Regions from separate parts of the Homo sapiens genome. Here region 2 is linked to region 1. A link is a contact called in ENCODE Hi-C or POLR2A ChIA-PET data. All regions are on one chromosome and are shown on one strand. The core of a region is the stretch at or near the end of the contact, and the rest is flanking DNA. Distances in the headings are between cores, read along the strand shown. Region 1 holds the start of ZNF627 (zinc finger protein 627). Region 2 holds the start of DHPS (deoxyhypusine synthase).

Region 1 (6,165 bases), core at 2,414-4,913:
ACCGCTTTACAATAGAATGTTAAGCAACCCCCATAGAGTGTAATCAACAGTAGTCAATCACATCTGTTTTTTTTTTTATTTTAATTTTTTTTTTTATTTTGAGACAGAGTCTTGCTCTGTCACCCAGGCTGGAGTGCAGTGGCATGATCTTGGCTCACTGCAACATCTACTTCCTGGATTCAAGCCATTCTCGTGCCTCAGCCTCCTGAGTAGCTGGGATTACAGGCATGTGTCACTATGCCCAGCTACTTTTTGTATTTTTAATAGAGACAGATTTTCACTATGTTGGCCAGGTTGGTCTTGAACCCCTGACGTCAGGTGATCCACCTACCTAGGTCTTCCAAAGTGTTGGGATTACAGGTGTGATCCACGGCACCCAGCCTCAAATCTTATGTCTGTATATTAACATCTGTATGGAAATGTATTTCTGTTCAGCACCTCTGTTTTTGCCTATATAGACAATTTTCACTTTTCCCCACACTGGGATCATTGATCACTATTCTTCGGTGTCAGCATGTCCCTGATGGCCACCCTTGTACTCTGTGTTTGAATAAACTCTTTTTTTTTTTTTTTTTTGAGACAAGGTCTCTGTCATCTAGGCTGGAGTGCAGTGGTGCCATCATAGCTTACTGCAACCTCGATTTCCTGAGATCAAGTGATCCTCCCGTCCTAGCCCCCCGAGTAGCTGGGACTACAGGTGCACCCTATCATGCCCAGCTTATTAAAAACAATATATTTTTTTGAGAGACAGGGTCTCACTATATGGTCCAGGCGGGTCTCAAACTCCTGTGCTCAAGCCGTCCTCCAGCCTTGACCTCCCAAAATGCTGGGATTATAGATATGAGCCACTGTGCCTGGCCTTGAATAAACTATTTTAACTGGATCTTGAGCCTTTCGATTATTTTAGGTTGACAAAGGGAAAAAAATAAAAGGCATCAGCTCTTTATATCCCCCACCACGCCTGGCTAATTTTTTGTAGTTTTAGTAGAGACGGGGCTTCACCGTGTTAGCCAGGATGGTCTCAATCTCCTGACCTCCTGATCCGCCTGCCTCGGCCTCCCAAAGTGCTGGGATTACAGGCATGAGTCACTGCACCCGGCCAATTTTTGTATTTTTTTGTAGAGATGGGGTGGGAGGGTTTACTATGTGGCCCAGACTGGTTTCAAACTGCTAGGCTCAAGCAATCCTCCCGTCTTGGCCTCCCAAAGTGCTAGGATTGGAGGCATGAGCCACTGTGCTCAGCCCCTGGCTAATTTTCATATTTTTTAAATGGGGTTAGGGGTTGGTCTCACTATGTTGCCCAGGCTGGTTTCAAACTCCCGGGCTCAACTGATCCTCCTGCCTTGACCTCCTAAACTGCTGGGATTACAGGCATGAGCCACCATGCCTGGCCATAGATTCTTTATGATTTTTATTCTGCCATCTTCCCTGAATCCTCCAACCTGCCTTTTTTTTTTTTTTCAGGCAAAGTCTTGCTCTGTCGCCCAGGCTGATGTGCAGTGGCACGATCTCAGCTCACTGCAACCTCCACCTCCCAGGTTCAATAATTTTTTGTATTTTTAGTAGAGACGGGGTTTCACTATATTGGCCAGGCTGGTCTCAAACTCCTGACCTCGTTATCCTCCTGCCTCAGCCTCCCAAAGTGCTGGGATTACAGGCATGAGCCACTGTGCCCAGCTTAACCTGCCTTTTTTTTTGAGACAGTTTCTCTCTTGTTGACCAGGCTAAAGTGCAATGGTGTGATCTTGGCTCACCGCAACCTCCACCTCCCCGATTCAAGCGATTCTCCTGCCTCAGCCTCCCGAGTAGCTGGGATTACAGGCATGTGCCACCAGGCCCGGCTAATTTTGTATTTTTATTTATTTATTTATTTTATTTTATTTATTTATTTATTTTTGAGACGGAATCTCGCTCTCTCTCCCAGTCTGGAGCGCAGTGGCGCCATCTCGGCTCACTACAAGTTCCGCCTCCCAGGTTCACGCCATTCTCCTGCCTCAGCCTCCCGAGTAGCTGGGACTACAGGCGCCCACTGCCACGCCCGGCTAATTTTTTGTATTTTTAGTAGAGATGGGGTTTCACCGTGTTAGCCAGGATGGTCTCGATCTCCAGACCTCGTGATCTGCCCGCCTCGGCCTCCCAAAGTGCTGGGATTACAGGCATGAGCCACGGCGCCTGGCCTAATTTTGTATTTTTAGTAGAGATGGGGTTTCTCCATGTTCCGAACTCCCGACCTCAGGTGATCCGCCTGCCTCGGCCTCCCAAAGTGCTAGATTACAGGCGTGCTCCATCGCACCCAGCCCAACCTGCCTTTTAATACTAATACATTACTTTGGGTCTCATCCCACATCACTTCATCAGAGAGCATCCTTCCTCTCACCTCAGTTATTTCTACTTTTTTTTCCACGTATAGATGTTTTTTCAGGGACCGGAGGGTATGGGAGGAAGCCTTGGCACGCCTCATCCCAAATGCCCGTTTCCCGGAACATCAGGCCCTTCCTCCTCTTCCTGTCCTCCCTGGCCTAGCCTGGGCTCCCTCCCGTTCTGAGGCAAGGCGATTGCTCCATGTCACAGTGAGTGTGGAGTTCCCTGCACATACTGGTGACCTTGTGTCCGGAAGGAATTAGAAGGAAGAGCTCATGGAGTGCCAGAAGAAGACAGTGCCTACTCTGGCAAGCTAGAAGCAAGCTCTGCATTAAATGCAAATATTGGCCGGGCACGGTGGCTCACATTTGTAATCCCAGCACCTGGGGAGGCCTAGGCAGGAGGATCACTTGAGCCCAGGAATTCACGACCAGCCTGGTCAACATAGTGAGACCCCATCTAACCCACCCCACCCCCGTCACACACACAGCACCAACAACAAAATAAAATTAGCAGAGTGTGGTGGGGCGTGACTTTGGTCCCAGCTACTAGGGAGGCTGAGGCAGGAGGATCGTTTGAGCCCGGGAGATTGGGGCTGGAGTGAGCCGAGATCATGCCACTGCAGTCCAGCCTGGGTGACAGAGCAAGACCCTGAAAGAAAAAAAAGAAAGGAGGGAGGGAGGGAGGATGGAAGGAAGGAAGGAAGGAAGGAAGGAAGGAAGGAAGGAAGGAAGGAAACCAAAACAAGGCCACGCGTGGTGGCTCACGCCTGTAATCCCAGCACTTTGGGAGGCTGAGGTGGGCGTATCACTTGAGGTCAGGAGTTAGAGACCAGCCTCGGTAACATGGCGAAACCCCGTCTCTACGAAAAATACAAAAATTAGCCAGGCGTGGTGGCGGGTGCCTGTAATTCAGCTACTCGGGAGGCTGAGGCACGAGAATCGCTTGAACCCGGGAGGCAGAGATTGCAGTGAGCTGAGATCGCGCCACTGCACTCCAGCCTGGGCGACAAAAGCGAAACTCCGTCTCAAAAAAAAAAAAAAAAAAAAACCAAAACAAACCCTCAAATATCCCTCGGGCTGGGTGCAGGGAGGAAACTCGGCCTGAGAGGCGCAGTGGCTAGAACCAGTCAACACTGCTACGCACAGCCACGTTTCCATGGCTTCCTACGTCACTCAGGCCTTAGGGGGCGGGGTATGTCACCCTATCCAATCAGGGGCGCTGGGGCGGGGCCCTGCCAACTGTCCATTCAGATGGGCCCGGGAGAGGAGGGCAGGGCCTGCGCCTCCCTACGGAGCCTTTGTTTCTGGCGACCGTCCCCACCCGGGCTCGCGTCTCCGTTTCTCCGAGAGGCCCAAGGTGTCTCCGCCGCAGCCTCTGTCGCGCCGTGACCTGTACAGGTCGCGGGAGTCGTAGGGAGGACGCCGGGACACCTGGAAGCCGAGAAATGGTGCGTGTGAGGGGTCAGGCGTCCCCAGACCTGGGGGAGGGGCTGGTTGGAACCGGCCGGAACCGGCTGTGGAGGGACCTAGGCCTCCCTGCGGCGACTCCGGGGTCTGGGACCCGAGTTCCCTCGGCCGCAAGGTGGGGCTGGGCCAGGAGCTGGGACCCCGGTCGTCCTGTCCCGTCCCTGCGCGACGCCTGCGGCCCCGCAGCCCCGCGTCTCCCCACATGGTGCGGGGGCCGCGGGAGGGTCATGGGGGTATCCCTCCTCGGATGTGGTTCGTGTTGCAGGAGCTGCGGTCTGTGGCCGCCCCCCACAGTCCCGCCTTTCTCCCGTTAAAAATTTAGAGTTTATTTGAGCAAACAGCGGCTCATCGATGGAGAAGCTCCCGGTCGTGGTTTGTGGCTTGGGGATCCGTTGGAGGGAATGGAAGGAAAGGCTGTAAGGTGCAGGAGGAAGCGAACCAAATTCAGTACTTGGTTGGTGACAGTTATGCAGTCGCCTTATTTGCTCTATCTAGGTGGACATTTTCTGCTTATGTAGTCAGAGGTGGATTGGTGGTTGTGGTTTATTAACCCTAAATTTTATTTCCTTATAAACTGGTAATTTATAAGAATTTCATTTGAGGCTGGAGCGCGGTGGCTCACGCCTGTAATCGCAGCGCTTTTGGAGGCCAAGACAGGAGGATCGCTTGGGCCCAGGAGTTGAAGATCAGCCTCGCAATATAGCGAGACCCCATCTCTGTTAATTTTTTTTAAATGAACATATTCAGACTGAGACCAAAAAACTACTACAAATTTTTAAAATATAAAATCAAATAAAAGAATTTCATTCGACTTAGATTTCTGTTTCCTTGGGTAGGAAACCAGGACACCATAGCCACAGCCCTCTAATTGTCTCCAAATTAATTATTTTAACACTCCCCAGGGGGACAGGGTCCCAAATCCTTGACCTTGTTCCCCTAGCCTGACTCCTCTGGCGCTTGCAAATAATTCTTGATACCACTTCTTTCACCATATTCCCAAAAGGTAACTCCAGTCACGACATTATCAACTCTTTGTCCTTTATTGCACATTTCAAACTAATTAATTTGTATTATTTTTTCAAGGAGCAATCGATTGGTCTTTTAAAAATATTTGCTTTCTGTTTCTGAACATTTCACAGGAGAGGAAAGCAGAGAATACATGTATGAGACCCTGCTGTGAAAAAACCTTTGTGCCTCTTCTCCTTTTCTCTCTCCTAGGCACAGGGATGTTCTCAGAATGTCTTTTGGTTGGCCTGGTGCCATGGCTCATGTCTGTAATCCCAACACTTTGGGAGGCCAAGGCGGGAGGATCACCTGAGGCCAGGAGTTTGAGACCAGCCTGAGCAACATAGTGAGACCCGGACCCTAAAATAAAAAAAACAAAAAACAGTGTCTTTGGGTTGGGGTTCCCCTTTGGAAACTTTAAACTGTGATATGTCTTCAGAGCATCCTCCTTTCCTGGTCCTGGGCTTCAGGGCTGTTTGGGCTGACACAGGATGCCCACAGCAGCCAGATCTGTTGAAGGGTCTGGTATCAGCCTGCTCCCACTGGACAGCCTGAAGTACGGGGTGGGGCCTCTTAGTGGAGGAGCTGGGTGTCCTGGGGTCGGAGGAATCTCTTGATATCCCCTCCCTCTCAAAGCTCACCCCTGGGACACTCAGCTTTTCTTCCCCTAATTCCAGATCCCATTCCTTGGGGGACACATTGGTGTCCAGCCAAATGGATGATGGTATTGAGGGGAAAAACAGATATGATTCTTGCCCTCTGGATTCTTTTAGACTGGTGAAGTGAGAAAACTTATCCCAAGGACAGGAAAACCCATCCCACTGAGGTGATGCAAGAACTTGAAAAGCAAAATGTACTTCAGGCAGATGGAGGCAAAATGCAGTGTCTCTTGGAAGGGTGGTCACTGAGCCCTTCAGTGAGCAGGTTAGGGGGTGGACGATATCCCAGGTGATAGAATGACCTGACTTAGGCCGGGCGCGGTGGCTCACACCTGTAATCCCAGCACTTTGGGAAGCTGAGGTGGGCGGATCACTTGAGGCCATGAGTTCGAGACCAGCCCGGCCAACATGGCGAAACCCTGTCTCTACTAAAAAATACAAAAATTAGCTGGGTGTGGTGGCAGGTGCCTCTAATCTCAGCTACTGGGGAGGCTGAGGCATGAGAATCGCTTTAACGTGGGAGGCAAAGGTTGCAGTGAACCGAGATCACACCACTGCACCCCAGCCTGGGTGACAGAGCGAGACTCTGTCTCAAAAAAAAAGATGTGAAACTTGAGTCAGACGTACCTCTGTTCCAGGTTAGCGCAGCCCCTTCCTGGGTTTGTCCCCTG
Region 2 (6,165 bases), core at 1,813-4,312, 1.1 Mb after region 1:
TTCAGGTTCTGATTCTCTAATTAAAGGGAGTGGGTAGCTCTTATTTTATAGCATCTGGGAGTGTGGGACCCTGAGCCAGGCCCCAGGAGAGTTGCTAAGTGTTGCCTCTACTGTTCCAGAGATAGTCTGGGAGGAGCATAAGGATGCTGAGGCCCCACTAGTTATCTGTGTGACTTCAGACAAAATTACCTAGCCTGGCTGGGCACAGTGGCTCACGCCTGTAATCCCAGCACTTTGGGAGGCCAAGGTGGGAGGACTGCCTGACGCCAGGAGTTCAAGACCAGCCTGGGAAACACAGGGAGACCCCCATCTCTACAAAAAATTTTTAAAATTAGCTGGGCATGATGGCATGTGCCTGTGGTCCCAGCTACTCGAGAGGCTGAGGTGGGAGGACTGCTTGGCCCCAGGAGGTTGAGGCTGCAATGAGCTGTGATCACACCACTGCACTCCAGCCTAGGTGACAGAGCAAGATCCTGTCTCAAAAAAAAAAAAAATTACCACGCCTATCTGTGTTTGAGTCTCCTCATCTAAGAGTGAGGATGCTGAGAATAACAGTACTGAATCCCCAGGAGGCTGGAAAGATGAAATAAGTTAACACATGCCAAAGTCTGGCTACTTTGCTCCCGCTTAGGTCCTCACCTTCTGGGCCCAGTAATACACGGACTCTGGGTTGTTGATCTCCTTGCCCAGCCGGGCGATCATCTTAGAAGGCGTCCACTTTACACCCTAGGAGAGGATGTGACCTTCAGGCCATGCCTCCCCTGACTCCCACTGAACTGGCCCCTCCAGGTTGCCCCAGCCCCACCTCTGTGTTCTGCTCCATCACCATCTGGTCCAGAATGGGCATCAGCCAGTCCTCAAACTTGCAGTAATTCTCATTGGGCACCAGCAGGTTTCCGATCCTGAGAACAGGAGGCATGTAGGCATCAGGCCCCAGGACCCTTGGTCCAGCTCCCCTGCCCAACACCACTCAGGGTTCTCACCTATTGATCCCGTTCTCCCGGAGCTCCTTCCCCCTGAGGCTAAACTCGCCCAAGTATGTGGGCGCCAGGCACTTGATGAGGTCTTCCTCCACGCCGCCAGCTGTGGTCACCAATACGTCCACCTGCAGCCACAAGGCAGTGAATTTGGCCCAAGAAGGAAGCCCCTGCCCTCATTCTGGGCAGAACTTCTAACCTCATCCTTGTCCAGTGACTCTTATGAGGGAGCTCTGCTACAAAACAAAACTTGATTCTATTCCTCTGCTTATAACAGACCCCTATCTGCCCATCTCACTTAAACGATCAATAACTGCATTGCCCATTGACCCAGAGGCCAAGGCCACGGCCTCACCAGGTCCCCACCATGTTGTGCTGCACAAGGTAGCGAATGGTCTCACGGATGCCTGAACTGATGAGGTTGGATGTATATCCCAGGAAAATGGTGCAGCTGGTAAGTGGGCGGCGGCTCTGGGTCAGGTCCGCGTGCTGGTCTTCATCCTGTGACAGTGGTTCCAGCTTCTTCTCGATCTGTGAGTAAGGGCCAAGTCAAGTTAAGCACTGGCCTTAAATCCCAGACTCAGGACTCCAGGTGGGCTCCAGAAACAGATTTCACCCCAGGCCCTGCACATTCAGGGATACAGGACCAGTTCTACAGGGGACCAAGGAACATCTCCTGTGTAAACTCTGCCCCTTCCCAGACCAGATCTCAAGACACACGTTCAGGATTTGCCCCCACCCTTTTTTTTTTTTTTTTGGACGGAGTTTCACTCTTGTTACCCAGGCTAGAGTGCAATGGCGCGATCTCGGCTCACTGCAAGCTCCACCTCCCGGGTTCAAGCGATTCTCCTGCCTCAGCCTCCCGAGTAGCTGGGACTACAGGCGCGCACCACCATGCCCGGCTAATTTTTTGCATTTTAGTAGAGACGGGGTTTCTCCATGTTGGTCAGGCTGGTCTCGAACTCCCGACCTCAGGTGATCCGCCCGCCTCGGCCTCCCAAAATGCTGAGATTACAGGCATGAGCCACCGTGCCCGGCCTTTTTTTTTTTTTTTTTTTGAGACAGAGTATCGCTCTGTCACCAGGCTGGAGTGCAGTGGCGCAATCTCAGCTCACTGCAACCTCCACCTCGCGGGTTCAAGCGATTCTCCTGCCTCAGCCTCCCGAGTAGCTGGGACTACAGGCGCGCAACACCATGCCCGGCTAATTTTTTGCATTTTAGTAGAGACAGGGTTTCACCATGTTGGCCAGGCTTGTCTCGAACTCCTCTTCTCTTGATCCACCCGCCTCGGCTTCCCAAAATGCTGGGATTATAGGCATGCGCCACCGCGCCCAGCCAGCCCCCACCCTTTTAGGAATCAGAGAGCATCTCCTTTCAGATCCGGTCCCTTCCCCGCTGGGAAAAGCAAATCTAAATTCAAGAACCGCCCAGACTTAGGCTCCTCCTCCCATATCCTCCCTTAATTTGTCTTGCCCCAGGCTCCGCCCATTCCAGAAAGCTTTAAATGTACCTAGAACCCGCCCCCACACCAAGAATCAGTCCTCGCCTCCTCAGGTTACCGTACCAGCATGTAACTACCAGAGTGCAAAATCCCCTTCCCAGGACAGAAACTCCCGCCCAGAATAGGTCCCGCCTTCCTCCAACTATTGGGCAACTCAAATAAAAGACATATCCCCTCCACTGGAAACGCTGCCCCCGTCTAGTACCGCGTTGGTTCTACAAGCCACGCCCCTCCGCGTCCCTAGAAATTCCGCCCGGTCCTCACCATGGCATTGACTTGCTGTACAGCGCGCCCGAAGTTGGTTGCTTGGAAGCCGGTGGTGCCGAAGGCCTCCAGCAGTGCGCGGTAATTCACACCGCGGTTGAAGTCGTAGCCCCGGACCTGGGTGCTTTCGGGCGGCAACGTCGAGCTGTGCTTTAGCACGGCGGCCAGCGCCCCCGCTGGCGCCTCCCGTTCCAGGGAACCTTCCATGCGCCTATAGCCGGCTCTCGAGTCAAAGCTGCCCCTAGGCCGGGCTTACGGCGGCCCAGAAACGCGTTAAACCCCGACGCGCGCGTCTCCGCAAGAGCACAGGAAGTAGGGAACGTGCTTTGGGCGAAAGACCGGAAGTTGGTTTATCACGTGACCATTTTTAGCCCCTGTAAACCAGGTCGCCGCCATTTTTGTGCGTGTGTTCCGTAATACGGAAGCCGCGAGGAGCCTTTAGGCCCTTTCTTTCTTTTTTTTTTTTTTTTTTTTTTTGAGACGGAGTCTCGCTCTGTCACCCAGGCTGGAGTGCAGTGGCGCGATCTCAGCTCACTGCCAGCTCCGCTTTCCGGGTTCACGCTGTTCTCCTGCCTCAGCCTCCCGAGTAGCTGGGACTACAGGCGCCCACCACCACGCCCGGCTAATTTTTTTGTATTTTTAGTAGAGACGGGGTTTCACCTGGTCTCGATCTCCTGACCTCGTGATTCGCCCGCCTCGGCCTCCCAAAGTGCTGGGATTACAGGCGTGACCCACCGCGCCCGGCGCCTTTAGGCCTTTTCTTCCTTTTTTTTTCTTTTTTTTTTTTTTGATACAGGGTTTCGCTCTTGTTGCCCAGGCTGGAGTGCAATTGCCCGATCTCAGCTCACCACAACCTCCACATTCCGGGTTCAAGCGATTCTCCTGCCTCAGCCTCCCGAGTAGCTGGGACTACTGGCATGCACCGCCATGCCCGGCTAATTTTGTATTTTTAGTAGAGGCGGGGTTTCTCCCTGTTGGTCAGGCTGGTCTCGAACTTCCGACCTCAGGTTATCCGCCCGCCTCAGCCTCCCAAAGTGCTGGGATTACAGGCGTGAGCCACTGCGCTTCGGCCTTTACTTGTTTTCATGTGTTCTCGACTTCCCATGAATGAAGATTCTTTTTTATTTTTATTATTTATTTATTTAATTTATTTTTGAGACAAGAGTTACACGCTCTTGTTACGCAGGCTGGAGTGCGGTGGTGCAATCTTGACTCATTGCAACCTCTGCCCCCCTGGTTCAAGCGATTCTCCTGCCTCAGCCTCCCGAGTTGCTGGGATTACAGACACCCACCACCAGGCCTGGCTAATTTTTTATTTTTAGTAGAGATGGCATTTCACCATGTTGGCGAGGCTGGTTCTGCCCTCAGGTGACCGCCCGCCTGGGCTTTCCAAAGTGCTGAGATTACAGGTGTGAGCCACCGTCCCCAGCCAAAATTCCTATTTTAATGCCACCTGCTGGAGACCCACTGCTTGGCCCGGCACTCGCCCATTCGTTTCTGTTCTGTCCCCTCGGGAGGGGAGGATGGTTTTGTTGTTGTTGTTGCTGTTTTGTTTGTTTGTTTGTTTGAGCTAGAGTCTTGCGCTGTCTCCCAGGCTGGAGTGCAGTGGCACGATCTCGGCTCACTGCAACCTCCGCCTCCCAGGTTCACGCCATTCTTCTGCCTCAGCCTCCCCAGTAACTGGGACTACAGGCGCCGGCCACCACGCCCGGCTAATATTTTGTATTTTTAGTAGAGACGGGGTTTCACCGTGTTAGCCAGGGTAGTCTCGATCTCCTGACCTCGTGATCCGCCCGCCTCAGCCTCCCAAAGTGCTGGGATTACAGGCATGAGCCACCGCGCCTGGCCTGCTGCTATTTTTTGATAGGGTCTCACTCTGTCGCCAGGCTGGAGTGCTGTGACGCGATCTCGGCCCACTGCAACCTCTGACTCCCGGACTCAGGTCATCCTCCCACCCCAGCATTCCGACTAGTGTGCACCATCGTGCCCAGCTAATTTTTTTATGAGGGTCACTTTTTTTTTTTTTTTTTTTTTTGAGACAGAGTCTCGCTCTGTCGCCCAGGCTGGAGTGCAGTGGCGCAATCTCGGCTCACTGCAAGCTCTGCCTCCCAGGTTCATGCCATTCTCCTGCCTCAGCCTCCCGAGTAACTGGGACTACAGGTGCCCGCCACCACACCCGGCTAATTTTTTCTGTTTTTAGTAGAGATGGGGTTTCACCGTGTTAGCCAGGATGGTCTCGATCTCCTGAACTCGTGACCCGCCCGCCTTGGCCTCCCAAAGTGCCAGGATTACAGGCGTGAGCCACTGCGCCCGGCCGAGGGTCACTTCTTAAGCGTCACCCATGGACAAGATTTCGGTCACCAGGCAGAGTTAGACACAGTTTCATCCTTCCTCAGCCACTTTTGTCTAATGGGATAGTGAGCCCGGTTCGTGCCCTCACAAGTCTCCAAAGCCTTCACATGCTGCATAACGCTCTGTTCTTCCTTCCCTTATAGCTGCAGCTGTCACCTCCACCTCCTCTGGGAAGCCTTCCCTGAACTCCCACTGGGTCAGTGGCCTCTTCTGGGACCCAGGGCTGACGTCTCTTTCCCTCCTGCAAGAATGTGAGACCCTGGGTGTCATCTGTATCTCAAACACACCCTCCTAACAGTGCATACGGCCAACAGGATTATTCACTCACTCTACAATTCATGTAGTCTATTCTCTATGGTGGGCTCCGTGCTAGGCACTAAGGATTTAGTGGTGAACAAGACCAAGATGTGGACCCTGCCCTACTGGAGCCCACAATCTGATTGGGAAGATAGAAAGTTAACAATAGTGGTGAGTGCTATCAGGCCTTTTTTGTTTTTTGTTTTTTTTGGAGACAGAGTTTCGCTCTTGTTGCCCAGGCTGGAGTGCAATGGCGCGATCTCCACTCATCGCAACCTCTGCCTCCCAGTTTCAAGCAATTCTCCTGCCTCAGCCTCCCGAGTAGCTGGGATTACAGGCATGAGCCATCACGCCCGGCTAATTCTTGTATTTTTAGTAGAGATGGGGTTTCACTATGTTGGTCAGGCTAGTCTCGAACTCCTGACCTCAGGTGATCTGCCTGCCTCGGCCTCCCAAAGTGCTGGGATTACAGGTGTGAGCCACCGCGCCCAGCGCAATCAGGATTTAAACAGGATAATTTGAGTCTTTAGGTGGAGGAGTTCGGGATTTTAGTTGGAGGGATGGGTGAAGGACGCCAAGGAGGTGAGATTTGAGCCAAAGCCAGAAGGCTGAGAAAATCCCCGTATGTGAAGATGCAGAGAGGCCATTTCCTGCACATGGGAAGACAGAACAGCAAAAGCCGTGAGGCTGGAATGAGCCTACCTTGTTGGAGGAGACAGACATCCTCCTTGACATCCTCGCTTGGACCTCAAAGTTGCCCCCTCAGCTCCCTCT

Evidence for each region. Hi-C counts contacts between places; a loop is a spot of excess contacts on that map. ChIA-PET counts read pairs that join two places held with the same protein, here RNA polymerase II (POLR2A). Pooled maps may share reads with other maps.
Region 2: a loop to region 1 is called in a map of natural killer cell, with 28 times the contacts of the local background. The contact joins the promoter of DHPS here to the promoter of ZNF627 in region 1. A Hi-C loop is called at or near these places in 1 of 168 maps with a recorded cell type or tissue (natural killer cell) and 7 of 50 pooled maps. POLR2A ChIA-PET finds 5 or more read pairs at or near these places in 1 of 52 experiments (CD8-positive, alpha-beta memory T cell).

Annotation. Positions count from the first base shown.
Region 1 is chr19:11,593,820-11,599,984 of GRCh38, forward strand. It overlaps ZNF627 (zinc finger protein 627), which reads left to right and starts at 3,664. Exons shown (of 4, transcript NM_145295.4): 1 at 3,664-3,811. The coding sequence starts at 3,809. RefSeq lists silencers at 3,449-3,578, 3,919-4,058, 6,025-6,104 and enhancers at 3,603-4,601, 3,689-3,768.
Region 2 is chr19:12,678,818-12,684,982 of GRCh38, forward strand. It overlaps DHPS (deoxyhypusine synthase), which reads right to left and starts at 3,063. Exons shown (of 9, transcript NM_001930.4): 1 at 2,743-3,063; 2 at 1,344-1,508; 3 at 984-1,105; 4 at 806-902; 5 at 640-726. The coding sequence starts at 2,949. RefSeq lists cis regulatory regions at 2,294-2,794, 2,820-3,354 and enhancers at 2,714-3,237, 2,878-3,172, 3,238-3,760, 4,284-4,806.